2 separate regions of the Homo sapiens genome follow, and region 2 is linked to region 1. Evidence: chromatin loops called from intact Hi-C (ENCODE). Cell type or tissue: Caco-2. All regions are shown on one strand. Region 1 overlaps MEAK7 (MTOR associated protein MEAK7). Region 2 overlaps ATP2C2 (ATPase secretory pathway Ca2+ transporting 2).

What was found. Peaks named below come from ENCODE experiments on the same cell type or tissue, not always from the same donor. Only the 100,000 strongest peaks of a DNase experiment are listed, where the experiment ranks them.
Region 2: it touches region 1 in a loop (29-fold over the local background); 3 of 110 quality-filtered maps call a loop at or near these places.

The regions. Positions count from the first base shown.
Region 1 is chr16:84,474,259-84,476,758 of GRCh38, reverse strand. MEAK7 (MTOR associated protein MEAK7) reads left to right here. Exons shown (of 8, transcript NM_020947.4): 8 at 1-404. Among named protein-coding and RNA genes, the nearest start is that of ATP2C2-AS1, 8.1 kb to the right of the region's middle. In Caco-2, no CTCF peak of the experiment used is centred here; a DNase peak (open chromatin) is centred at 968.
Region 2 is chr16:84,395,966-84,398,465 of GRCh38, reverse strand. The region is part of intron 1 of ATP2C2 (ATPase secretory pathway Ca2+ transporting 2); the gene reads right to left. Among named protein-coding and RNA genes, the nearest start is that of ATP2C2, 29 kb to the right of the region's middle. In Caco-2, a CTCF peak has its summit at 1,153 (motif pointing left); a DNase peak (open chromatin) is centred at 1,665.

The DNA.
Region 1 (2,500 bases):
TGCACACCTGGGCATCACTGTCTTTTACACACTGATGTGTCCCTCGCTTTCTTTTTTAAAGGGAGGTCCGTAACCACCCACCTGCCTCCCTCTTGTCTTTATGGACTGCGTGATGTCCCACCATATGGATGCTCTCGGGCCTAGCGTTCCACCGTCTGCAGCTGGGGAACATTTTGTTTGCAGCTAATCATTGTCATGAATATCGTTTATGTGTGCCTTGCTGTGATGGTGTCTGTGGGATAAACTCTTAGAATTGGAATTGTTGGATTGAGAGGTATATGCCTTTTATTTAGATATAGATGAATTAAAAAAACCTCTTGAGCTCAATTTATACTCAATATACCGGGGTGCCTGTTTGCCATGTTTTCAGCAAAACTGTATTAAAATATGTTTTTTTAACCTGATAGACAAAAACTATATTTTGTTGATATAATATTTACATACTTATGGGGTACATGTATTTGCTACATGTGTAGACTGTGTAATGATCAAGTGAGGGTATTTAGGGGTGTCCGTCAACTTGAGTATCCTTTCCACATTCCAAGCATTGCAAGTCTTCCCTTATGTCTACTGTGAAATACACAGTGCATTGTTGCCGACTCTGGTCACCCAGTGCTGCTATAGAACATGAGAACTTATCTCTTCTAACTGTATGTTTGTACCCCCTTGTGGGGCACCCGGTTCTGTTGCTGTTTGGGGTGCAACTAAGTAATCCTCATGGACCTAGGGGGACCGAACAAAGGGGGCGAACATGGGAATAAAAGACAAGAGACAAAAGAGTATGTTTGGAAGAAGGGGTCAGGGGGCACCTTGCCTCTAGTGGACAAGGGCCCTGAACTTTACACAGCCCTCCGTATTTGTTATGCAAAAGACATAGTGAGAAGGGGGGTGGAAGAAGGGGTCAGCTGCTCAGTCCGGAGTAGGCTTGCAAGACTGCATTCCTCAAACAACAGGCTCTAGATGTCGCAGTAGATAACCTTGGTGACAGGGAGTGATGGCCTCCAGCAAACCTGTTGGCAGGAGCAGTCATGAGTTTGCCCACATCCTGCATTCATGATAAACAGTTTGCTGTTTGATCACACAGCCTCCAGTGGAATGCTGAGTTGGTCACGTCCCACGGGCCTTCGGCTCCCTGCACCCACTAGCCGACATCTCTTGCTCCCTCCCTCCCACTCATATATCCTTCCCATCCTCTAGTATCTATCGTTCTTTTCTCTACCTCCATGAGATCCACTTTTTTTTTTTTTTAGCTGACATACATCAGTGAGAACATGCAGAATTTGTCTTTCTGTGTCTGCCTTTTTCACTGAACATAATGACCTCCAGTACCATCCATGTTGTTGCAAATGACATGATTTCACTTTTTATGGCCAAATAATATTCCATCGTGTATATATACTCTTCCTTTTTTAAAAAATTAAGTTCCAGGGTACATGTGCAGGATGTGCAGATTTGTTACATAGGTAAATGTGTGCCATGGTGGTTTGCTGAACCTATCAACCCATCACCTACGTATTAAGCCCAGCATGCGTTAGCTATTTTTCCTAATCCTCTCCCTCCCGCAGCCCTACCACCAACAGGCCCCAGTCTGTGTTTTTCCCCTCCCTGCATCCATGTGTTCTTACTGTTCAGCTTCCACTTATAAGTGAGAACATGCAGTGTTTGGTTTTCTCTTCCTGTGCCAGTTTGCTGAGGGTAATGGCTCCCAGCTCCATCCATGTTCCTGCAAAGGACATGATCTCATTCTTTTTGATGGCTACTTAGTATTCCATGGTATATATGTGCCACATTTTTAAAATCCAGTCTATCACTAATGGGCATTTGGGTTGATACCATGTCTTTGTTATTGTGAATAGCGCTGCCGTGAACATATGTGTGCATGTATCTTTGTAACATATGATTTATATTCCTTTGGGTATGTACCTAGTAATGGGATTGCTGCGTCCAGTGGTATTTCTGATTCTAGATCTTTGAGGAATCGCCACACTGTCTTCCACAATGGTTGAACTAATTTACATTACCACCAACAGTGGAAGAGCGTTCCTGTTTTTTCTTTTTTTTTTTTTTTTTTCTTGAGACGGAGTCTCACTCTGTTGCCCAGGCTGGAGTGCAGTGGCGTGACCTCCGCTCACTGCAAGCTCCACCTCCCCGGTTCACGCCATTCTCCTGCCTCAGCCTCCCGAGTAGCTGGGACTACAGGCGCCCGCCACCACGCCCGGCTAATTTTTTTGTATTTTTAGTAGGGACAGAGTTTCACCGTGTTAGCCAGGATGGTCTCGATCTCCTGACCTTGTGATCCGTCCACCTCAGCCTCCCAAAATGCTGGGATTACAGGCGTGAGCCACTGCGCCCAGCCGCGTTCCTGTTTTTCTACGATCTCATCAGCATCTATTGTTTCTTGACATTTTAATAATTGCCATGCTGACTGGCATGAGAGGGTATATACCGCGTTTTCTTTATCCGTTCATCCATTGGTGGATGTTTAGGTTGTGTCTACATC
Region 2 (2,500 bases), 78 kb after region 1:
TGAACTTTTGTACTGATTAATTTTTAAATTTATTTTTTATTTTTATTAGTTTATTTTTTTGAGATGGAGTCTCACTCTGTCACCCAGGCTGGAGTGCAGTGTCATGATCTCAGCTCACCACAACCTCCACTTACCGGGTTCAAGAGATTCTTCTGTCTCAGCCTCCCGAGTAGCTGGGATTACAGGTACGCATCACCACACCCCACTAAATTTTTTTGGTATTTTTAGTAGAGACGAGGTTTCACCATGTTGGCCAGGTTGGTCTCAAACTCCTGACCTCAGGTGATCCGCTTGCCTCGGCCTCCCAAAGTGCTGGGATTAAAGGTGGAGCCACTGCGCCCGGCCACATGTGTTTTTTTTAAAGCATAAAACACACACACACAGTGTGCATATGTGTACAGCTCACAAACTAACCCTTATAACCAGCCCCCAAATTAAGAAACAGATATGACTGGTCCCCTGATGCTCCCTTGGCCAACCTACCTACCTGAGGGGTAACTGCTGTCATGGTTTCAATCCTCATAGATTAGGTTGGCCAGGGTTTGAACTTTATGGAAATGGTGCCATGCAGTATACACTCATACATGCTTTCTTGTCTGATTTCTTTCACTCAACATTGTTAGTGAGATTTATACAAGTGAGAATGCATGTAGCAACAGTACGCTAATTTTCACAGCAGCTTAGTATTCCACTGTATGAGTAGATCACATTGTATTTGTTCTCCTGTTGATGAATATCTGGGTTCCAGTTGTTAGTTGTTGGCTAATACTGATGCATCTATTTTTAAGCAAGTTTTTTTTTTTTTTTTTTGTCACCCAGGCTGGAGTGCAGTGGTGCAATCATAGCTCACTGCAGCCTCAACCTCCCAGGCTCAGGTGATCCTCCTGCTTCAGCCTCCTGAATAGCAGGACCACAGGTGCATGCTATTGTGCCTGGCTAATTTTTTAATATTTTGTAGGGACAGGGTCTCCCTATGTTGCCCAGGCTGAGCGAACTTATTTTACAGAATTGAAACTTGTAAGTGGACAGAGTAGGGCAACAATATACATATGTAGAATCCTGAACCTCGAACTTCCAGGATTCTCCATCAAGTATGCACCATATTGCAGAGAGTGCCTCCTACTGATGATAGGTGGTATCACAGCCTGGTTCTATGGGACATTTTAAATAACCAAAGAAAAGGGGAGGGGAAACACAACCAAGTTCTGGAAGTCCCAGCACTCTGTGTTGAGACCTGCGGGCCTGGAAAGAAGCCACGTGAAACACCTGGAGGCTTCGGGAGGCTTTGCTAATACAAAGGAGACCTCAGAAGCGGAAAAGTGTGAGGTATTTTTGCAAAACCATTCCTAGCATCCTGATACCCAGGATGTGATAATCATCTTTTCCTTTTCCACCAGGTTACTGGAAACTGGGAAAAAGGAAGCAGGAGAGGTATTGAGTAACTTCCTCCTTTAGCTGTAATAGAGATTGCAAATCCCACTCTTCCTTCTTGACAGCCGCCCTCCCCAACCCCAAACCATCTCCTCCCAAATGCCTATTTGCTTAGAAAAGCTGTGCTACCCACCTCGGTTTCATGCGGCTGCTTCTCACTCATGCCCAGTGCCCAGGAGCACAGCAGCGATTACGCAGATCTTTAAGCAGGCTTAGCCATCCATTGGGAGCCCTCCTTAAGTCAACATTGCATTCTTTGTAGAGTTACTTCAAAGAAAAATGTGGATTGCACAAGACTTTTCCCCCCATTCTCAAGATCTGCTCCCGTCGTACCAAATAAAGTGCTTGATTCTTGCGCACACCACAGGTGGAGGCAGGCTGGGCACTCCCCCCATCCCCCACACTCACTCAGCTGCCCTCAGCCTTGCCATTTGTGACTCACTACACCGAATTCACTTTTCCTTTTTTTTTTTTTTTTTTTTTTTGAGATAGAGCCTCACTCTGTCACCCAGGCTGGAGTGCAGTGGTGCGACCTCGGCTCACTACAACCTCCTCCTCCCGGGTTCAAGCGAGTCTCCTGCCTCACCCTCCCCAGTAGCTGGGACTACAGGCACGCACCGCCACGCCTCACTAATTTGTTTTTGTATTTTTAGTAGAGACGGGTTTTCACCAGGTTGGCCAGGCTGGTCTCAAATTTCTGACCTCAGGTGATCTGCCTGCCTCAGCCTCCAAAAGTGCTGAGATTACAGGCGTGAGCCACTGCACCTGGCTCGAAACACATAAATCCCATCTCACACACACACACACACACGCCCGATGCTTGAAAACACTTGCAGAGATTCCAGTGCTCTCAGGATAAGAGCCCAATTACCTTCAATGTGACTGCCCAAAACCCACACATGCTACAACATGGATGAACCTTGAAGATGTTATGCCTGGTGAAATAAGCCAGACCCGAAAGGACAAATCCTATAGGACTCCAGTTACAGGAGGTCCCTAAAATAGTCAAACTCACAGAGACAGAAAGGAGAGCAGAGGTAACCGGGCTGGGGAGTTAGTGTTTAATGAC